3 separate regions of the Mus musculus genome follow, and all the other regions are linked to region 1. Evidence: chromatin loops called from intact Hi-C (ENCODE). Cell type or tissue: left cerebral cortex. All regions are shown on one strand.

Region 1 (8,000 bases):
AAGTACTTTATCACACTGACAAGTAGTGCTACAAAACCGTTACTCCATACCATACCTCTAAAGAACTGTTTGGTCCTCTTTTAACAGGGGAGGGGGGAGGAGAAACGGGAGTCCTATGCAGTAAGACTTAAGAACAAACCAATAGTGTGTGTGTGAGTGTGTATTTGTGGGGGGTCCAAAACTACCAGGCCAGAGTGGCTTTTCTGAATTGTATATCCTTCTTTCTCACTGGTAAACTGACTGCTGGTTGTATAGGCATTTTCAGGCTTCCCTTTTACCCATTAGAGTACAAATTAGCAAGTTTGCAACCTTTCTTTCTATCAACAATGACATTTTCCAATTGCATCACTTCTGAAGGAAGCGGTCTGCATTCTGGTATCTTGTCTTCTAACCTGAAAGAATATAAGTCTGCTTTGTAGTTGGAATCATGGCCTAAACAAATATCTAATTCCTTACATCAAGAGTCTGAACTGTTTAGTGAGTAACACATATATGAACTTGAAATACAAAGACTATAAAAGCAAGGCCCAGAAATAACGAATGTAAAAGAACAGCAGCAAACTTGACTACTGGCCTAGTGTTTACTTTCTAAGTTTACTTGGTACAAAGCAAATATTCTTTCAAATTCGTACACTGAGGTTTACCTGTTCTTTGTTTTTGCTTTTATTTATTTATTGAGAGAAAGGGGTTCTGTTTAAAAATAATGATACTACTTTAGGATACATAATTCCATTCATCAAAGGAAATTCAAGTTGATCCAAAATTTTCTTCAGAGGTACAGAAGTAGGAGGTTGGTGGGCACTTGGAAAAGCACACGATCTCCCTAGGCGTACAGACGCAACTCGAAACCCACAAAGCCTGAGTAAGAACTTGGCTCTTCTAAGCATAGAGTTAAAAGCGGAATGTTGCATTTTAGCCTGTACATAATTAAAAGGTTCAAAGACATTAGAAACTGCCTACTGCTTCATTCATTACAAATTACCTGTGCTGACCACATATCTGCAGATGAGCTAAGCGTCAGGCAAGGAGGGCCCATGTGGGCACCTCATGCTGCATAAAAGAAGAAAAGTTCAGGCGTAGAATATGAGTTCGGGGATCTGCCCTCCCTGTACACCAGTGCCATTGGTGCTGTCTGAGGAGCACTGGAACTGGACAGTCACCTTGCCACACTGAACTTCCGTCATGCCTTCCTGCCCAAAGTAGCTGAGTTCATTGCCGTCCAGCACTACACTGGCTGTGTAGAAGGTGTCCGGCTCAATCTGCACTGGATACTCAAACCACACAGGGAAGGTATTGCTGGATCCGTCTGAGAAGTACTTGCTCAAGTTCTGGCCCAGGACAACGCCCTGCCGTTTGAGTTCGATCTTTGCGCTGTACTCGGCAGAGCCACAGCTGGAGCCGTACAGCCCAAAGCCTGCGATGAACACCCTCTTATCAACAGCAAACTGGATGCTGTCACAGCGACCCCGATAGCGCCACTGGTTGCTCCGATAGGCACATGACTGAAATCGGTGGCAACGCTGGGGGACCAGGCCCTTGCGGGCTTTACTCACAAACTGCAGCTCTGGTTTTTTGGATGCAGTGTACCAGAGGAAGATGTCATTGGTCTCATTGAGAGTCAATACCCCAGACTGTGCAGCACCATTTGCAAAGTCATCCAGGGCCATGGTAGGGATGCGGATCAAGTACAGGGCCTTTCCTAGGACCTTGCGTTTATTTTCAATGCTCAGGGCCAGATCTTGCCGCTGGCATTCTACCTCAGCCCAGTTCAGGGCTGCCTCAAAAACCACTATTTCTTTGGCATTCAGAGTTTCCCTGCGGAGGATACTTTCGAGTGTCTGGAAGTCGATGTCACAGAATCCCTCAGACTTGAGCGCTAACTCGGCCTGGGCATCAATCACCTCCCAGCAACGCTGTGTCAGGTCCGGCTCCTCAAACAGGCAGCTCTGGGAGAGGAGTACGCAGGCGTTCTTGGCGCTTAGGCTGGTCTCCAGGAAATTAACACAGGCTCTGGCGAGGTGAGGAACTATGTACTTTTTGGCAGCATACAGTGTGGCCAGCACTGTGTCTGCAGCCAAGTCAATTTCATCACAATAGATGTATCTGAAAGAAAGTAGTCAACATGTAAGCAGGTTTCCACACAACGAGCATGAGGAGCAAGGAAGGAAGCCACTGCTTTCAAGCCTGTCCAAGAACATACTTTCATGTGACAGCTACTACAAACATGCTAAAGAAGCCTCTGAAATACAGTCATAAGGTATTAGGATTTCAGCTCATCAGTAAGCTTATATAATTAAATGGATTAACTGTGTTGCTATTCATCTTCTATCTTATAAAGACAAATTCAGTATATTTTCAACAAAATAAGAGATACTCCAATTATCTAAAAGATTACTGTATATCAGAGATAAGATTACAAAAACACAGAAAAAGTCTATTATACTGTATTAAATGTTAAAGCACTGACATTCCCAATCCTATAGCTTAAAAATTATTTATTAAAAAATTATTATTAAAAAATTATATATGTGTGCCTGCGTGTATGTTTGGGCACCTGGGTACTCCAGGAGTCCAGAAGAGGGCACTGGCTCCCTGGAACTGGAGTTATGGGCAGCCGTGAGTCACCTGAGAAGGTGCTAGGACCCGAATCCTGGACCTCTGTAGAAGCTGCACTCCTAACCCCTGAGCCATCTCTCTCTTCAGCACCAGCAGAGTTTAAAGTAGACATATATAGCTCTATTCCACTTTCTGTTTCAATAAAAACAAATGTCTTTTGAAACTATAAGGTCAAAGTTAAAAATCTTAATGATTTGGGACTTTTCTAAAACACAAAATAAAACCTGATATTAAATATTTCTGAAGTGGTTCCAAGTTTAAGAAATCACCACATAAACTTCACTACTACCTTTTCAGCGAACTCCACAAATCTTGTGAGTATTAAAGTTCTAAACTCCTATTTGTCCTATTTTCAGAACTAAAGCAAACATTACTTTCCCCTGTATCTATTCAGAGACAAAGCAGAGAGCTCACACGCACACTGATTCAGTGCGTTAGGGAGCTGTACCTATCTTAGGAGATGAAATACTTCTTGTTGTTTGGGGGAATGGTGGGAGTTTCTTGAGACAGTGAAGGTGGAACCGACCTGCAATCTTATATTACAGGACAAAAGGATAATCAGTGACAACTCTGCCCATGACAACACTGAGAAAATTTATCAAAGTTTTTAAGCTAAAGCAGTGGGTACTTTGATTTTTTTTATAGTAATTTTATTTCATGTTTGTAAAACATACCTAACTTAAGAAACCAAGATTAGCTTTCGCAAGGAAAAAAAGAAAACATAAACACACATAAACAAGCCAAAAGGTTCCTCAGTAATAAACACTTTCTTCCAGGAAACTGTCTTCTCTATAGGCTAAGCCGGTTACACCGGCAAGACCACTCGACAACACAGCTGCAGTACAGTTGTGCTTTGCCTAGGGCCAGGACTAGGAGAGCATCCAGAATATGGGCTGGATTTGTAGCCTCACCCTGGAACTCAGGGAGCTGCCACTCCTTTTCTGAGTACAGCTACTCCCCTAGGACACAGGAGGGGAAGCCTCAGTTCCTACTGCTGTTCCCAACAAGGCAAATGGAACCTCACTCACGCCCTGTTCTTTCCACCCCGCCTGACTCCATAATTTTTAAAAACTGCACTAATATGCTCTAGGTAATACATCTATTTACAAGAGAAGATATTTGGCAAACAATCAAGATGTAACTTTCCGACATTCCTGCTCCTGTTTCCTGACTGTACATGTGTCTGGGAAACAACACCCTACTGGACTTCAGTGAGGCCAAGTTGCTAACTAGGGCTGCATTCTACCAACAACAGATGGCACTGTCACACGCAGAGCGGACTTCACAGGCAGTGAGGAAGGGCATGGATCCAAGCAGGTAGAGAGGTTTCTCGGTGGTGTCTCTAATGGACTGATGCTGAAGGTTAAGAAGTGACGAAGCAGTTACTGTTATGGTCACTCACACGCTCACTGCCTTTAACCTCCCTGCTCCCGCTCCCCACTGGGAACGGTCTAGTTCAATTAGGCTTCAATGTCATTACAGGACCAGGGAATTACATACTTAAAAACTCTGAAACGGACTAGAACTTATTTTTCAGTAAGCAGTAAATAAAAAATAATGATTGTTTTAAAAATTGTAAGAATATTGTCAAACTTTTTGACCCACTTGGCAATTTTTCTTCAAAAACATTGTTTTTTAAATTTATTCCGATGAAATGAAATTCCCAGATCAAAATATAGCCTTGAACAGTTAAGAAAAACCTTATAAATACAACTTATAATAACTAGGCTTAATCTCACTGTTTAGCATTAGACCCTGGTAAAGATGATTCCCAGGACCCGATTAACATGCAGTAGAGTCTGTAAAGTATCTATAAGATATGAAAAATTTTAAGTAAATATGTGACTACCCCAATCTTTTTTACGTTTTTATATTACTAATTTAAAATTGCTTGTATTAATCTACAGACAACTATAGGAAACAATCCCTTCAAAAATCTCTTCATCAAAAATTTGCATGTCCAATTTTGTGGGTAAAATATATGTAGTCAAAGATGAGATACTAAGTTCCACTTCTGGTGGCATTAGACAACACAGAAGGCATGTGTCGTCCTAGTGTTGCTAGCTAAACAAGGTACATCACTGCTCTCATTGTGAAGTAAAGGTCTATTTCTCTGAAGCCTCCTTAAAGTGTCCTGCTTTCAGAAGGAGAACATCCCTATTAAACAGTGTTTATTCCAGAAAGCTATTTTTCTTTTAAAATGTCCCTAAAAGCAGCTCACCACGTGAGCTCTTTGCCCCTAGGCTCTAGGCTAAGGAATGGCTCTAACTGCCTGCGACATTCCATAGGACTTCCCCGAGCACAGAAGAGCGGTTCTAAGACCATTTACAAGGCAAGCAGCACCCCCTCTCTTTAGAATCTCTCGCTTACAGGAAACTCAGATCTGACTGAGAGGCCAGCAGAGCAGGAACACAGCACAAGAAACTCTTTCCAAACACACACATCATGCTTACTTCAGCATGGCGAGGAAGGCAGCAGGTTCGACGTCTGGGATTCGGATTTCATCTTTGTCCTCAGCGAGTTCTCCGTAAAACATTGCATGGAACACTGAGCTCCCGACAGCGAGGACGTACTGTGGAGAAAGGGAGAGCTCCCTTCACACACTACACTGAAAGCATTTGCAGAGTCAATCCCCAAAACCACTAGCCACTGAGGGCCGGGGGCACGTAAGGTACATAGCCCACCGTCGTAAACAGCCAGGCTATGGTGCACTGGACAGGGAGCATGAGACTGTCACACAAAGTGGGCTCTCCATCAATATCTCAAAGCTTTGACATTAATATACACCCCCACCCCACTGGGAAATAAATCAAACCATGGGCTCTTTATCGGATTTCTATAGGTACAGTAAACAGAGGACTTTCCAAGCCAGTTACAACATTTCCTAGCCCTGGAGAGTGAGAAGCGCACATTTCTGGGTGATATATACAACCGTGTAGAAGGAAACAAAGACAAAATGAAGTGTGGCCAAAGGTCTATATTCTCTGTAACTGGGCGAACCATGCAGTGGCTGCCGGCGGGCTGCCTGCCCACACCAAGCTCTGTGCTGACAGGGTCCCTCTATGTAAATCTCAGGACTAAACCGGTAATGCAGCTGTTGCTTACTTTGTGTCCTGGCAACCGCTGAGTCCCACCTGGTGGCCCAACCACAAAATGTACGTCTGCCATCAAGTCATTATTGAACATCACCGCATTTCTACAAACAAGAGGCGAGTCATTAATTCACAACAGCCTGTATTCTTAGCAGCCCTTTCCCCAACATGCAAAACTTCAGAGTTAAGCTAAGCAACAACAGCTCAGCGTTCCACTCCCAGCTAAAGAGCATACAAAGGGTCCAGCCACACCACTGCCTGAAACCACTGCAGACACATGGCAAGGAACTCAAGTTTTAAAAGTTAACTAAACTTTTACAGGGCTTAGGACAAATGAAGGGTTTCCTGTCTCTGTGCTCCACAGACACAAAGCTGCTGCTTAAATGTTACAGCTTGCAAAAATATTTTTATCTAAGAGGAAAACAGCTGTACTGCTTTGGAAAAGATACAAGGCAGCTTTCCATTACCAGTAGAGCCTCTGGGGAAGAGGAGCAGGGATTCGTGGTAAACTGCATTACAGTCATGAAAAAGCAGAGACTTCACCACCGGCAAACTTTGAGAGTAAACACGCTAGCCTGCCAGCAAGGGCGCTTACCTTTCTCGGATGGTGGGATAAAGACCCTGCCAGTTGGGGGCCGGGATGAGGTTGTTGTTACAGAGGTTGTGCTGGTGTTGCTGCTGGACAGTGGTGCTGCTGGAGTTGGCTGGCTTCTTACGGGGGAATATATCAGCAGCCATCTTCTTCTTCTTTTTAGTCTTCAAGGTAATTATTTCATAACAAACTGGGGGCAACTTGCTGCTCCCACTGCCAACGCTGCCGCCGCCGCCGCCGCCACCGCTGCTGTTGGCTTTCTTTGAACCTTTTTTGGACCTGTTCTTTACTGTCTCTGGAAGCATCAAGAAGAAGGTGAGACATTTCATGTTCTTTTCTTTATCATCTACCATGAGTACAGGATGTCTCTCTTTAGAGCTAGATCTCGCAAAACTGCTCAAACATCAAGGCAAAGAGGCTAGCCGGAGCTAAGATGTTAACAGAGACCGGCAGGCTGCTTTCTTCCTGCTTTTCCCAGCCAGGCAAGGTGACCTTTTCACTATGTTGAAGAGAAACTGGCTTTAAGTTTTATCCAGGACCGGATCTGTTAAATACATTCCCATCATGATTCCTGGTTTTCTTACTTGCGCATAAAACCAGCCGTTCTCTGGATCACCTGCAAAGCTGAGCAAAGGAGGCAGGCAGAGAGAGAGCTGAGGCGCTTGCTTTCTGAATTAGGTTAGCAAGATGTGGCGAGCCCAGCGAGTCAGTACGGCCGCGGCCGGCCGGTGAAGTTGTGTGGTGAATGGATCGGGAGAGGAGAGTAGGTATTACAGCCCTGCAGACGGAGTCAGACAGCCAGAGCTCCGAGCCAATAGCTGAAGCCACCAATCAGGATTGGATGAAGCCAAACAGTGACACCTATTGTAGCATGCACAGCTCTGATATTAAAGGAGCAGCAGTTACATTCTCTTTTCTACTGTATATTTAATTAAGATAAACAGCAAATGAAAGACATTTGCAAACAGGAAGGGAGGGGTTTATTTCTCTTTAGTACAGGAACATTTTCATTTCAACCAAAACAAGCAAAAGCCATTAACAAAGAATGGGAACACATATGTCTAATCTCTCTTCCTGGCAACAATCTTCCTCCTAGCAGCATTTACTTGCAAGTATTTTGAACAGGATCTCCTAGACTATAAAGCCAAAGGGAACCAACGTACTGAAATTAAACCAAACACATTTAAGCCCAGCCACGGCAGGGGAGGGGAGGGGTCTTTTTTTAGTCTCTGGATGTTTTGCTAAGGCTCTGCATTTAGCTTGCTTCCAATGTTTTCTAGCTCGGCACTGATTTTGGACCTGTGTCCCAGGTCACAAAACACAGTTAATTACGATGAGCTTCCACCAGCACACTTAGCTGTACTCAAGCATAAGGCAGACTGTAGATATGACAATAGCATTCATTCAAATGAGACAACTCTGATAATTAGTGCTTAAACCCTGTGATTCACTGCAGATAAGTCAGATAGGGCACTGCTCAGGATCTCAAAATCCAACTCAACTCTTAAGGCTACATTTAATCTTGTCATACAAATTTTAAAGAATCCGTAAGCTCTAGCACAGCACCAGTAGAAGGGCTATTTAAAATGATCAAAGTCTCCTATTAACTAGTTAAAAGGCAAAAGATCTCTTTGCTTTAGATGAGAATAAGGCTTCCCCGGCAGCTGCCAGTAAAACAGCATCTACTGGAGCTTCATAGT
Region 2 (8,000 bases), 270 kb before region 1:
TGATAGGGCCAAAAGAACAATAGCTTTCATGACAAAATCAGCTGACACTGACACATTGCCTCACAGGGCACAAAGCATGTTTGCTTGGTTGGTTGGTAGGGTTGTTTGTTTGTTTGTTTGTTTGTTTTAATCTTTTAAATATAAAATAGAATCTCACTGTGCACCACATGCTGGCCTTAAATTCATGATCCTCTTGTCTCTGCCTCCCAAGTCTATACCATGCCTGGCCTTGATAACAATATAGCATCTTATTCCTACCACACTGTGAAGAAGACATTATCACATCATAAAGTGGAAATCTGCCGGTAGAAGGCTTAATGCTTACCTACGTTCATAGACCTGGTCATTAAGAGAAAGTGGATGTTTACTTTTGTGTAAGGTCTCTGCCTGTCCCAGCTTACTCAGGTCTGAGGAGGTGCCCAGGGTGTCAAAGTTCCCAGTGCTAAAAGGAAGACACTCATCCAACCAGGTCAATCAATAACCCTGTCAGCCGTCGAGAGCAGGACTCCAGCTTGTTCTTCCCAGAATCCTAAGGGCAGCTATGCTCACCCACGAGGTGTGCTGGGGAGGCAGAATGAGCTACCTACCTCCCCAACAGTCCTCTTGCTGGATGGCTGTGTGCTAAACAAGCCAGACTGAAAGGCCATCTTTGAATCACAACTACCAAGTGAAAATGAGGAATCCATTCAATAGAGAATCTTTCAAGCATTTCTGCACCACCCACTCCCCAGCAAGGTTGTAGCCCACTCTGCCTAATGGGAGCATTGGTTAGAGATGAGAGAGCAAGCTATTTTAAAGTTTTGCACACAACTCATCACGGTATTTGGCGATGCACTCTCCATGCTGGGTTAATCACTGCCGTGGGTGTCCTGGAAATGACAGTGAGCAATTTCATGAAAACTTTATAGTCAATAACATTACTCCCACAACCCAGCAGAGAGAAGCAAAAGAAAAAGTCACGTAGCTCCCCGGTCGCCTGAGCAACTCTGACAGATAGCAAAATTAAGAAATAAAACCTTAGGAATATCCTAGGCAACAATTTGGCTGGAATATGAAGAATAGTGACTAGTCAAGGCATCCTAGACAAAAGGCGCTTAATTGGGCTTTAAGTTGTATATAATTTTAAAAATATTCAAGAGGGAAAGCTGGTTCTTTTAAGAAAAGCAAAGAGCATTCATTGAATATTTATAACATGTCAGCTATTCCTGTCTGGCTTTACTGTGTTAATTGCCTACAATACCTGTATTCTACCATCACAGTGTCTGTTCATCGAAAGGATGTTTGCATGTTCTCCTTTCTGTGATGGAAAATGCAGGTGTTTAGGAACCAGCACAGTGGAGCCATTTGTAGGTAACAGCACTAGAATGTGGATTTAGGGGAGATCTGGCTGAAGGGTCTGTGTAAGGAACTACATTTCCCCTCTATGGTTCCAAGAATTCCTATTCGCTGAGTCTGAGGCTAAACTCTTCAGGCAGTCACTAGTTGAACATCTTTCATCTGCAAAGTCCCAAACAGTGAATTTTGACAAAGTAGGAAAATTCTCCATTTGACCTCATGTGACAGATTTCAATCAAAATACAGATAAAATTTTAAAAATACTACATAAAAGTTTCTTCAAGCTGTTTTAAGATATCTACAAACAATGAATTTCATGTTATAGAAATCTTGGGGTTCCATTCCCAAGATACCTTACTCCATATATTTAATATTCCTAAATTCAAAAGAAGAAACTAATATCATTTGAAAAATATTTCTGGGGACAGGTATTTTGAATCCGAAGTACTCAAGCCGCATATATGAACTGTAAGTTAGAACAATGTGCCCATAACAGATCTGAAGAGCAACTCGGTTGGTGACAGGAAAGTGGAGGTTTGTGCTACAGTGTCCTCTATGTTTACTGGAAGGAAATCCAAAGAGGAGCCCACACAGTACTATTGTTTGTATTTCATTAGACATTTCTACAATGTTTTCCCTTAGAGTATGTGCACACTTTTCCTTAATTAAATGGTAACAATGCAATTGAAATTGAGACAGCTACACTTTTTCTCTACCTTTCATTAAAATCCCTAAAATTTCAACAAGATAACAAGAAGAAGAAAAGGAGGAGGAACACAAGAATTGCTAATAATGCAAACACAAGTTCAAGGAATAGACATTATGTATGTGTGTGTGGTGGTGGGGGGGGATGTTTGAGAATGACAATGGAGGTGGATGGATGGAATCAAGTACTTTATTCTCTGCACAGCATCTGCTATGTACCGAGTTCAAAGCAAGGCCCCCAGGAGGCAGAAAAAAAAAATAATGATCCATGCTTACATTTTGTACTACATCCTGAGAAAAGGACATTTCAAACGCTCAGAAATCAATCTCTTTGTCAGCACAAAAGTTCTCCCTCCACCCCAGATCCTGTTCGAGTCTCTCTTCTGCATTCTTAGAAGACTGCAGCTTCATTCACTCAAGGTGCCAGAATAAGGAAAAGAAGGTTTTGAGTCACGTTTCATGTCTTGAAATATTTGTTTAAACACGGATATGCTTTGTAGGAGAGAATATAATCAGAAAGAACATGGAAGGAGAGCTTTGGGGCCAATCATATTGGTGTGAGGGTAGAGGAAAGTCAGATGGGAGGAGAAGAATGTTTGATTCACTTCTAGCTCAACTCCATGAGAAGAGAAGGAGAGCTCAAAAAGATCCCACCTGAACACACCAATATACCCCTCTGTTTCTCTTTACTATATGGGCTATAAAAGTTTCCTTCAGATATCTAATTATTAACTAGAGCCTACAATCTATAATAAAATCTGCACTATATCACCATTTCTCTCTATAGAAGAGGCTAGCGTCAATTCAGAGGAACTCACTTGCAATGCAAAGAGGTTACTGAACTAGATTCATGAAGGCTGGCTGAAGTAAAACGGAAAATTCAGTTCACTCACTTAAAATGGAGTTAAAGCCTTCAGTTCTCTGGTGAAGACAGCCCTTCTGTCCAGAAGGAAAGCCATGTTCGAATGCAAGGGAGCGTAAAAGACCCTCTGTGGAGACCACACTGGATATTTATTTCCTAGAATAAAGAGGAAGTAAAAGTTGGAGTATTCAAAGAGGGCACAGCCAATAAAGTGCCCAGGTTGATGTTGTATAGTACTATACTATAATAAGTATCATGTAAATACTTATTATCAAGTAAATAAATGCCTGTACACTTTGAATTGCAAAATTTCCATTTCATACTCAGCAGAACTGCACTACTGAAATTATCTGAAGACATTTTAAGATCAAACAATTTAACCCATTTTTCTAAAATATTACACACAGAGCACAAATTCAGGAGAATTCCACTGCAGGATAGAAATACATAAATATAGAAACAACTCAGATACATTAATGAAATAGCAAGTATATGGAAATAGTTTCGGGATTTACTGTGTCAAAGAGTTCCTGAAGATGAAGGGGTTTGTGGTTCAACCAGTGACTCATTAGTCGTAATCTTGGTTTTTAACAAATGTGAGAGACTATGTTGGGAATTGAGGGGTGTCTAACAAAATGAGAGCCATGGAGTATTCTTCACATGAAGAGAGAAAGGGGCTGCTTCTCCTCTGAGGAGGTGTCCTTTACAAACTTAAGGTTATCAGGAAGTATAGATAATAATAGATACATTTCTAAACTACAGAATAAGCATCAATAAAATATAGTCCACATAGAGAGGAAAGGCTCTCCTGAAGAAGAAAACATACAAAGTTTAATGCAAATGGAACTGGAGTTGATTATTAGTTTTAATCAACACTGTACAGACAATATTTTTCTTTTCTCCCTTTTCTTTGGCTCTTAATTTTAACATTATAGTCTTGAATATTTATTAGACATAGCTAAATGTTTTCATTTACTCTGAAAAAAAATTTTCCCTTTCAGTAAAGACCCTATTTCTCTATTGAAAGAGATCCCAAAAGATCTTAACAGATCCAAGAGTTGAAAATAGTAGAAATCACATACTCTTATTATTGTTCAGTAAAAATAGAAATTACTAAAGAAAGTAATCAAATAAAATCTAATTATTTGGAAATTAATGCCTCTGTGCGCTTCTGAGTAATTGCTTGGTCACAATAGAGGACAATGCTTATAACTGAGAATATGCACAGAGTAATAATCAAGAGACCATTTATATGAGATAGTGAGGTACTGCATGCTTCCCTCGGTTTTGTGTTCAAACCTCTCATTACTGTTGCAAGAACATCTTTAAATGGACTAAATTTAGCAGTTTATTTACTTAAGCAGAGAGGAGATTCATGAATCAGGTAGCAAGCTGAACCAGGAAGTGACATGTAAAAATAGTTGGATGGAGAAAAGCGTTCTTTGGACACACTGAGCAGTCAGCAGGCTGTGATCAGCTGAGAGCCCAGCTGCTTGGTTTGCAGAGACTTGGCTACTTATTGCAAGAATATAGCAGTTCAGTTGCAGCTCATTTATACACTAGATTAGGTTGCAGCTTGCTCATATGGAGGCGGCTTTGTGCCAAATTTAACGGAACGTTGGTTTTGAAACTAAAAGAGAAAGAAGCATTGCACGTGGACTATCTAAAGGAGAAATGTGAAGGAAACTAAATGAATTTAAAGAAAACTAAAAAGAGCAATTAGTGAATTTGAAAACAGAACAAGAAAATTCATGCATTCTAGAGCCAGATAATTTATGTATGTCTAAGATGCAGTTATCTGAGATATTTTAGGATTGCTAAGAGGAACTGCTGCTAAACCCACACACAGTAGGTCTGAAGCTGCCTGTGCTCATTTAAAACCCAGTGGAAGCTACATAGCCTACCTGCTCCCCCAGGGTCATCTCAAGAATGGCAACAGTAACAGCACCTCCTACACAGGGATGACTTGTGGAAAGTCCTCCAGGCCAGAATGCTTTATAGATTGTAAGGACAGACTACAGAGAAACTGCAGTCCTTAAGAAAATAAAAGAAAAACACAAGCCAGTAGCATTTGACATAAAAAAAAAAAAAGAACATTGATAAAATAGACATGTGGAAAAATGTACAAGGTAACATATGTTAATAAAAAGGAAGTTTGCAGAAAATGAATAATTAGGGGAAAGGGAATCTGAACTAGCAAAACTGAACAGAAATCTTGTCAAATACATTAACTTACACTTTCAGGATCCAGAAACATATTTCATTATTTAATCTGTGTTGGCATAAAATAGAAAAATTCATCCAAATATTTTCTTTCCAATGAAGAAGAAAAAGAAATTTTATTTCAAAACCCAATGCAGATCAGTACTTGAGGCGAACACATCTCAAAAGAATGTCTCTGGTTGTAATTGAACTGTGTGATGTTAATAAGTATTCCTGCATATACCCATGCATAGACAATGTGTGTGTGCGCGCGCGCACGTGTGCGTGTGCGTGTGTGTGTGTGTGTGTGTGTGTGTGTGTGTGTGTATATGTGTGCGCGCGCGTGCGCGCTATTCACCCCAAAGTCCTGGGCCCCTGGAGCATTGGCTCTCCTCTTATGGCAGTATTCATACAGTGTCTTCCTTACCTGTTTGCTAGTCTGTAGCCCTACTTAACTCTATATTACTTAGGATAAGTCCTATGCCTCTCATTTTGTCTTTGTGGTAAACTCTGTATATTCTTGCCATTTAAGTGAAACTGTTTCAATAGCAGAATATTATGTTCTAATGACACTGGGACTCTACGCATTGCAAAAGTGCTAAGCAGAATTCCCGCCTATAAAATCATTCAATTTGAAAAATCAGTTGTTCTTTATAAGTACCTGATTATAGAAATATGGTTTTTTAAAACTATTGTTTTAATATTTGTTGCTCCATCATACCAATTCAGGAAAGACTCTTATTAACCAATTTCTCTTATGAACATACATACAAATAATAATAATAATAATAATAATAATAATAATAATAATAATAAAAGCAGGATCTGCCAGGATGGATCCTGTCTTTAAAAAAAAAAATGCAGGGACAAAAATGGAGCAGAGACTGAAGAAAAGGCCATTCAAAGACCGGCCTAACTAGGATCCATCCCATGCGCAGGCACTAAACACTGACACTATTACTGATGTTATATTGTGCTTGCAGACAGAAGTTTAACGTGGCTATCCTCTGAGAGGCTCTACCAGCAGCTGACAGAGACAGATACAAATACTTCCAGCCAACCATTGGAATGAGGACAGTCACCTCTATGGAAAAGTTAGGGAAAGGATGGAATGACTTGAAAGGGATGGCCACCCCATAGGAAGAACAGTAACTAACCTGGTCCCCTCAGAATTCCCAGAGACCAAGCCACCAATCAAAGAGTATACATGGGTTGGCCCATCACACACACACACACACACACACACACACTGCCCTGCCTGGCTTATATGTAGCAGAAGACTGCCTTGTCTGGCCTCAGTGGGAGAGGATGCACCTAATTCTATAAAGACTTGATGCCCCAGGGAAGGGACTTGCAGGGTGGGGAAAGGCATAGTTGGCAGGGGTCGGGGGGAGCACCCTCTCAGAGACAAAGGGGAGGGAAGGATGAGGTGAAAAATTCTGAGGGTGCAGCTGGGAGGAAGGGCAACAGTTGGAATGTAAATAAATAAAACAATTTAATTTAAAAAAAAGTCTGGTCATCAGCACTGTAAAGCAAACACCCCATCTTCTCCGATTTATTAACCCCCTGAGACTCTCTTTTTTCCACTCTAGTCAACCCTATATCCCACAAAACGGCTAAAAGCAAAGATCTATGAGCCTACTTACAGTCAACACTGACACAGAGCTCAACTACCAACCATATTGACATCTAAGCACAGTTCGACTCCAGGCCATTTTGACATTAAATAAAAAAGATCTTGAGAGGCAGTAGAGTGTGTGGATCCTATGAGTCAGAAACTCATTCACTAATCAGAGTTTTGTTGCCAGCTGAGACCTGCAGACTCTGCACCACATGCCGTGAATTGGAATGAACTGAAGCACAGGTTTGAGCCTGCTGAGCTCATGGTAGAGAACCACTGAAGTCAAGCCTGAGGAAGACCTGAGCTTCATTCAGCTTCTCACAGGCATTAGTAAAGCAGGTTTCTGAAGGCCAGGCTGGATAAAGGTTCAAATTCAGCAGCTTGACTTAGCAGATCAAAAGAAAAGAGTTTGGGTAAAAAAAATGACTATTTCAATGGCATCATGTCACATGAGATTAGGTTTAGAATTTTCCACTTGTTGTATCATATAAACGCCTCAGACATAGAGAATTTGGCTCATGTTAGAATTCAGCCTTCTGATGAATGATAATTACCTCATTGTTTTCTTAAGATTTATTTACTTTTATTTTGTGTAGGAGTGTTTTGCCTGCATGTATGTAGGTATGCCATGTGCATCCTGGAGGCCTGCAGAGTGTCACAAGCCTGGAACTGGAGTTTCATTCAGTTGATTGTAAGCCAAGTGGATTCTGGGAACTGATGCTTGATCTTCCATGAGAGTAGCAAGTGTTCTTAATGGCTTAGCCATCTCTTTGACCCCAGTTAACTCACCTTAGGAAGGATGCCATAGGAGGAAGAGGCTGTGGATACAGAGAAATGTGCCCTATGAAATACATACTCAGAAGAATCAGAAAGGGAAACACAGAAGTCCAACTCCTGGCCCCGATGCTTAGTTCTGGCTGGTTCTACCTGTTCTATAAAGACAAAGGCTGTTCTCAATGGTTAGTATGCATCTCAGAGATGTAGAGTACTTACTAATACCGAGATGAATAGCCCCAGTCCTTTAGATTTTGATTTAGAGATTAGATGCTTCTGTGAGCTCCCAGGTGAGACTGATTGTGTCCCTCCATAGACTGTACATTGTCTTTCTCCACCCCCACCCCCTTGTATCCCATCTTTTATACCCTCTGTAAATTAGTCCACCCAGTTTTCTTTATCTAAAAGTTTCTAGGGTAAGAAATAGCCCATAGCTTTTTTCACTCTATTATTTTTATCAAATGCGCACTCTCATAAAGCTTGCTCTAGTATGTCTCAAGT
Region 3 (8,000 bases), 850 kb before region 1:
AAAAGATAAGTGTTCAGTGTAAGTCCGGAACATCAACTAAGGAAAGTAGTATGTTCAGTGTTGTTAAGGACAGTTCTTGTGCCGTGTAGCTTATATTTGAGGAAACAGAATGAAGGCAGCTGGCTGAAATGAAGACCACAGTAAACTGTATTCCTATTGAGTGAAAGCCAACTCTTAATGAATTCTGTAACAAGCAATATTAGCTAGTAAAACTTAAGAGAGAAGGCTTCTCTGGTCCTCTTCAAACTGCAGAATGAATTGGCTTCTGCAGACATGAAAGAAGGATGGAACAGTCAGGTTTCTCTGATTGTCAATGTTGATCATCAGTTCTCAGACACTCCTAATGGAAAGGTTCTTAAAGGTAAGTATTAAAATCTTCACTGCAAGGGCTGGAGAGATGGCTCAGTGGTTAAGAGCACTGACTGCTCTTCTAGAGGTCATGAGTTCAATTCCCAGCAAACATATGGTGGCTCACAACCATCTGTAATAGAATCTGATGCACTCTTCTGGTGTGTCTGAAAACAGCGACAGTGTACTCATATAAACATAATAAATAAATAAATAAATAAATAAATAAATAAATACTTCACTGCAACAATCCAAAGGTATTTCAAGTGTGAAATGCAATTTTTAATGTTGATAGTCCAACTTTATTATATTAAGAAGCATTGCCAGAGAAATTAGTAAAACATACTTTGTAAGTATGTCGATGAGGATGCTTCTAGGGAGAAGAGTCTCCCTGCATGTTGGCCCTCTAAATGGAAGAAGCATTATCCCATAATCTTGTCTGGTAACCCAGATAGACTTAAAAACATGAAAAAAATGTATATGTAAATATATTCATTATCCCTACTCCCTCCCTCTTCTCTGGTCACCATGTATGAGTGGCTCTGCTTGCCCACAGCCTACTTCCTTTGAAACTAGGAGCCAAAATTACCCTTCTACTCTCATTTTATATATTTTATGTATTCTGCCAAACTTTTAAGAAATCTGATTATTAGTGATGAGGTGTGTGGCAATGGAGAGGGAAGGAAAACAAATCTGAGATGGCCAGTGCAAAGAAGCTGAGTGCCCAGGCTGCTTGCTGACTTACATTAGGGCAAGATTCCCAGTTTATCATGAACCATTGAGGAATGTTTAAACATCTTAGCACCTCACTACCAAGGAAGGTTTCAGATTTAATTATGCAGCTCTGTTTAGTGAGCCCTCCATTGATAGAAGTCATTATTATCAGCATAATATGAAATAAAGCAAAATGTTAGGTGAATTCATATAACCAAGTAGGTTTGAATTCCTCAATGAATCTGAAGATTTGCCTCAAGATCAGAACTACACACATGTGTTAGGCCTATCATGTGCCCTAAGTTCGGTTTTAGGAATCTTTGAAAATTCAGATTTGTATTTTCACTGTTTACCCATTAGGAATTTCGTACTGCATTTATACGTTTTGACAGTGGTGATGAATTGCCACATTTTGATGTGTCTTGAAATACTAAACGGTTTCGTTCAGTAGTTCACTCTTGCTGTTTCTCAAAGTTGATCTATTTTCAGTTTATTTGTAAGAATTTTTCTGTCATAATTTGAAAATAAGATACAGCCTAATAGAGTTGGCTGTTAAGAATATTTTCTTTAAAATGTTATTTTACCTTTCAAAGTCAGGAAATAAATTGATACATTAAGGACTAAAAGATATCACCTTTCCCTAAACCATATTCACTTTCTCCTTATTTTCATCCACTGTGAAGTTTATGGGCTCAGAAGGAGCATCTGGCTTTTACATAAATGGTGAGAAATCATTTTCAATTTGATTTATGCAGAAAGTGATCTGAACATAGAACACAATCACAGCCACCTCAGCTGCCTCCCCCCGCCCCCCCTGCCATCCAAAATAGAAGGGGAAAAATACTTAGAATTTCTACAGTGGTAAAAGTAAGGTTCAGAAAAATAAGAAAGGGAACTAAAAATTCATTATGCTAATTCCACAACAAAGAACATAAGCAATATAAAAATGAAAAAACAAAAACAAGTGTTAAACCCTAGAACAAACTTAACTGTGAGAAGTAGAACCTCATGTTGATTACCTTGTGGTGGAAAAAAAATGACATTAAAATGTTGGCTTTAATATCAGGCTTTATGCTTTGCACACTCAGACCTCAATTTCTCTTTCCTTCCCCTGCCTCCTCATCTGTTTACATTCTTGGATTCTATTCTTGGGTTTAATAACATCAAGGAAGAATGAGACTCCAATATCCAAATATGTTTATTAGATTCTGGCTCAATTTTGGGCAAGTTCTCATGCTAGATCCTATCCCATGTATGAAGATGTAACGACTTGACTGGTCAACCTCAGTCTATTCCTAGCTTTGCATCCAGGTATGTAGGATGGTCTTCATAATAATTCCATGTTCCGGCAGAGAACAGGTGAACTTCCCGAGGGAAGTAAAAGCAGTAGTTGAATGGGAAAAGATGCCTGGGTTCTTCAATGTCTAAGTCAAATTATACCTTCTCTAACAAACATTTTTTAGAAGATACATTATAACTTTGTTATGGAGTTTGCTTAGATCCAACACAATTCAAGCACAAGGTCAATGCAGATTACAAAGAATTGTTGTAATCAAGTTACTACTAATGGATCAGGGCTGCAGAACAGACTTGGGAGCTGAACTGGGACACTGAGCCAGAGTGCTACAGAGTATTTAGACTTACAAACCATAAACATTTTATGCTAAGTTATTGTTACATTTTTCCACCAATCACGATTTAGGGATAAGGGCTTTCTTTATGTGGTTGATCTATATCAACTGACATGGAATGTAGAATTTACAAACCAATCAATCAAATTCATTTTTTTTTCCATTTCAGTTAGGAAAAGTCATTATGTTTTGGAGAACAAATGGCATAGTGGAAGCTGTGGTTAGGAACAGCTATTATGTTTTGGAACAAAATGGCAGTACTTAGGACAAGTTTCTTTTGCTTGTTCCCAACATTATCATTGAATACATAAAATATTCTGCTACTGGTATATACCTGTCTGGCATCTATTTTCTCAATGTTTTATCTAGGTCCATTTTGGCTTCTGTAATATGTCTTATAAGTTGTATGAGTTTTAAACAATAAAAAAATCATCATCATGCATAGTTCATGTTTAGAATAACAGCATGTTCATTTTCTGGTGGTGGTCTCAATGTCATTATGTCCTAGAATGTCAGATAAGGGCATATAAGAGTGCTTTCTGGATCATCTTTTATTTAAAAAAAAAAAAAAACCTCTCTTAGTCTCTTTCCAGATGCTTTTAACTAAATTTTGTAACCACGTTATAAAGGAAAGAAGCTCATATTTCTGGCATGATGATTAAGGCAATATAGAGAATTCCATGGTGAGAGACTAATACTGGACTAGCATCTAGCTAAACTTGTTTTAACCAGTTTGGAGCCAGATTTTTTTTTAACTCACTAGTCTATTAATCCAGCCCTGAGAGTCTAGCCCTAATCATCTCTTAAAGGTTACACCTGGCTATATCTTCCTATCTCATGATGGGAATGTAATTTCAACATGAGCTAGAGGGCACCCAAGTACCACATCTTTTTATACCATAGTCTTGGGGTTTACGGTTTCAACAAGCAGACTATAGCAATATTATTGGTGTCATTCACATGTGCTTTTATGGCCAGTGCTTCTGTCCTCAGCTGTTGTACATACTGTTGACATTTTACAGCTGTCCCCTTTCTTCATAGAATTGTCCTTAGGTATGATAGACCATTTTGGTTAGCAGTCTGTCATCCATACACATGCAAAGGGGTGGCAAATGACTCTTTGAAGAAAATCACAAAAGTGTACTTATTTACCAAGGTTGTGCCAATTCTGTTAGATTGTTTATGTTCCAGACCCCTTTATGTTAACTAGCTGGAAACATGTTCACTAATCCTTCACTCTTGCTTTTCAGGCACTTAATTCTCTTTCCAGACTTGTTTTCCAGGTAGTTTGAGTTAAAATAATCATTCATCTTGTCATATTCAGTCATCTCTAAACTCTTTGACCATTGAGGGATCATGTTTTGGTCCATTTCCAGTTTTCAAAATATCTAAGTTATATGGTGTTTTTTTTTTTTTCCAACTACATCAAGATGGCTAAACCATATTTTCTATGGCAATATTTTTGGAACTTTAATATTATACAGACCTTTCAACATGCTAGTAAAATGACTCTGTGTACCTTGGCTAGGGCCAAAGACTGAGTGTCTAAGAAGTTTTAGGTAGTGACAATCCTGCTAGTCTACATACCACAGTTCCAGCAGCAAGTTCTGATATATACTGATTATTTTAATTCATCCATAATCTTTAGATTCACACTTAATTCAAGGAGAACTCCACAAGTGACTGTTAGATTATGAGCTACTTTGAAAATTGGAACTGAAGGCATCTGGATTGAAAGAAAAGCTGAATTGAAAAATATTTTCCAAACCATAGATTCTATGTCCTTTGTGGGAAGCTCTCAATAAAAGTTACCAAGGGAGGTATTTTTTAAAAGTTTCCAGATAGCTGGCAACAGAAATATTTCTTGAACCTAATTCCTTCTGTTCTAGCCCTCAGACCTAAGGGACCAATTAGCGATGGGTCAGTATTTCTCAGATGGTCTAACAGAAATTGAAAATGACAATTTTGAGAAGAATTAGAATGTGATTTCTTATTTGGCATGAAAGCACCCATGTGTACTCTGTGCCTTAGGTACTGAGTTTAATCTTGAAGTTGGTCATGCTTGAGCATGTGAGTCATCCCCATAGAAAGGATAATCGCTTCATTTTGGCTTCATCTGAGATGTGCATTCCAGGTCACAGGTCTGAGAAAGGCTTCATTGTATTGCTCACAGCTCAGACAGCCCTCTGATATAATACCTCATTAATTGTAGATGAGGCACCCACCAATCATCCTGTCAACCTGGAATCCTGAAGTAACTGACTCTTGTCAAAAACTGACAAAAAATCCTTCTGTTTTAATACTAGCTACTCTTTTCTGAATGAAAATTTGCATGTGTTATGCTTTTCTCTGAGAAAACGTGCATTATAATTACTGGTGCATATATATTGAAATATAATTAAGTATATAATGAGGTCTACTTAGAATGAAGATGTGAGTTTTCAATCCTAAGTGCATCAGAATTGCTCAGAGAGCTATTTGAAAATATTGGCTCAGTAAGCCTGAGAAAGAGCCCAGGTGTCTCCTGTCACCGGGGCTTATGCACAGGATTGAATATCGTACATAGTGATAAGTAGCCAAGCTCAAGATTTCAAATGCATCAGAAGTATCCATCCAGATTTTAAAAATTCAGACTCCTGAGTTTCCCGGATAATGTAATCCAACAGAACTTGGAAGGAATCTGGGAATTTGCAATCAGGCTAGGGTGATGTTGCTATTGCCAATTGTATGTATTAGATACATGGATTGTATCTTTAGGAACAGTACCACATATTTTGAAACAACTGACTTCAGTGTGCAACAAAGATAGAGAACATTGCTGGAAAGTAATATGAAGTCAAGAAAAGGCACCCATGAGAGCACATGCTGAATGGCAAGTGGCCTTGTGATTGTCTCAAAAGCTCAGGATTCATCTCTTCCATCCAATAACTGGAGGCCTATTGTCTAACTCATTAAAGTTTCACTGTTCTCATTTTAAAATTGTATTATAAGCATGATATTAGTTTATGAGTTAAAGATGGGTGCAAAGACTATCATACGTAGTAAGTACTCAATGAATACACATGTATATGCATTCTCTTACATCATTTTGTAGTCACTCATATTTATGTTACACAAAATACTAAACATCTCCTTTAGCACACAGACTGTCCATTTTATATACTTCTTTATGCATACATGGTATTCTTTAGATTTGGAAAGTTTGTATTGCAGATATAGAGGTCATGGAGTAGTTCTTCAATAGTATTTGGACAGACAATACATTTAGAGTTATAAGTAATTCATCTTTCTACGGATGTTTCTCAAATACTGCCATTTCAAACACAGATTTTAAAACAGGAAAAGTATAGACTGAAGACATCTTGGAACAGCAGCACATTTGAGAAACTGGGGGGATATAAAGAATGCTTTTAAAGATGGCTCTAAGACTTCACACCTTTTTGAATCTACACTCTGCTACTCTCCTCTCAGTATGAGGGCTTTCCACAGCCCCAGAGCCTGGGCTTCTAATAACTAGCAGACTATGGTAGAAATAATATCACACTGTTCAGAACTTGACAATTCAAGGGGCCTCACAATTCTCTTTAGCTTTTGCTCTTTTCTATTTACTATGAACAAATGACACCTAAATATGAGACATGGGTATGGAGAACAGAGTCAAGTCTACCATTCCAAGTAAGATGTGAACATATGAGAAAATCATGTTAAAATCAACAGAGTTGCTTGCCTGCCTTAGAGTTTACAAGAGCATGAAAAGTCATTAGCTTGGATCAGACAACTATCCAGTAAAACCATAGAATTATAAGAAACATGTGATTGTTTTAAGTTATTATGTTTGTTATAGGGTGACATAAACTAAGTGATATAAAATGTTGAATGAAGAAAAGTAAAGGGCAAATATATGAGGATTGGGTATAAGTAAGAAAATCCACATTTTACTAAGTGCTGCTCAGAGCTAGCTTCATTAAAACAAAAAAAAAAAATAAATAAATAAAACATTTTACTTTACACTCACCAAAATAAGATATATGTCATTGAAATTTTAGTATTAGAATGTTCAAGTTATTTATGTGAAGAATAGACTAGTGTTTTTTAATTTACTGTTGTATAAGCAGTATGTGGCCTACCCTGGATGGATACCAAGAGCTATGTGACATTTCAAGGAGGCAGGTGATAAACAAGGGGAAAGTAATGAAAGATTGCATGTGGTTCTCATTTTAGGCATATAAGATTTGACACAAACTCTCAGTTACTGACTAATCTACAAAGTCATTTCAAGCCGTGGAGACTGACTGCAGGGGGCATTGAGGATAGTACTAATTTTACTTTTTAAAGGAATGGCCTCCAAGAAGCATGAGCATATGGCATTTAGAGTCACAGGGCCATTGTTAAATCCAAAAACGATGGGAGTTTTGAGGTTATCAGCTAGTGGCACCATGTGCTTATCAGTATTGAAATCAAGAATGTTCTGATCCATCCCTCAGTAGAGATAATAAGAAACACAAGCATCCTTCCATAATAAAACTGTTCTATAAATGTGCTTCAGCTATTCAACTCTGTAACTCTTAAATTGCTAAGCCTGTAGAATCCAATTATAATATACCAAATTAAATTGATGTTCGGTTTCTTTAAAGTGTCCAAATAAATTTGGCAAGCAGGTCTACTAATGACAATTAAACACATACAAAATTACATTTTTGGATATTGTCTCTCTGTGTGATTCAATTTGGATAATTTGTGACCTGCAATGTGGAACACAGAGAAAGCCGAGGAATAAAATTGTTCTTTCAGGTAACACTACCATGACAGGATGTCTCAACACTGGGAGTCATTGATTACTGAACAGGTGATTTATAGCTTGTCAAGGATATTTGCTGAGCATCTGCTGGGGATAATGGGACTCTGTGGGGATGAAAATGATTGAGAATCTAAGGACAACATCCTTGTCTTTAGATAAAGGTACACTTCCTGAAAAAAAAATTAAACAAGGTAAAGAAAAAAAAAAAAACACTGCAATCACAATGTGTAAAGGACTATGAGAGTCCCAGGAAAGAGGGCAAGAAGAAGGCAAAATAGTCAAAATAAAGGCAACAACCATTAGAATGTTAAAATGATTTTGAAGACAAGCTGCCGTTTTTTTTTTAATTTAATTTCATTTTTAATTTATTTTTTAAACTCCATATTCTATTCCAGCCCTATCCACCCTCCCACTGCTCCACATCCTACACCTCCTCCCCACCCCACTCTGTCTCCACATGGATGCCTCCACCCCTACCCCACCTGACTTCTAAACTTCCTGGGGCCTTC

What was found. Peaks named below come from ENCODE experiments on the same cell type or tissue, not always from the same donor. Only the 100,000 strongest peaks of a DNase experiment are listed, where the experiment ranks them.
Region 2: a loop joins it to region 1, with 9 times the contacts of the local background. A loop is called at or near these places in 3 of 42 quality-filtered maps.
Region 3: it touches region 1 in a loop (14-fold over the local background); 3 of 42 quality-filtered maps call a loop at or near these places.

Annotation. Positions count from the first base shown.
Region 1 is chr2:138,277,561-138,285,560 of GRCm38, reverse strand. Btbd3 (BTB (POZ) domain containing 3) reads right to left here and starts at 7,068. Exons shown (of 4, transcript NM_145534.2): 1 at 6,304-7,068; 2 at 5,722-5,812; 3 at 5,070-5,188; 4 at 1-2,103. The coding sequence starts at 6,653. The coding sequence ends at 1,071. In left cerebral cortex, CTCF peaks have their summits at 2,558 (motif pointing right), 3,850 (motif pointing right), 4,975, 5,719 (motif pointing left) and 1 weaker place; DNase peaks (open chromatin) are centred at 6,246, 6,598, 7,085, 7,990 and 3 more places; H3K4me3 peaks cover 4,625 bases; H3K27ac peaks cover 3,994 bases.
Region 2 is chr2:138,548,149-138,556,148 of GRCm38, reverse strand. No RefSeq gene overlaps it. Among named protein-coding and RNA genes, the nearest start is that of Gm14061, 29 kb to the left of the region's middle. In left cerebral cortex, no CTCF peak of the experiment used is centred here; DNase peaks (open chromatin) are centred at 821, 4,443 and 4,775; H3K27ac peaks cover 617 bases.
Region 3 is chr2:139,127,924-139,135,923 of GRCm38, reverse strand. No RefSeq gene overlaps it. Among named protein-coding and RNA genes, the nearest start is that of Gm14066, 180 kb to the left of the region's middle. In left cerebral cortex, a CTCF peak has its summit at 3,560; a DNase peak (open chromatin) is centred at 3,586.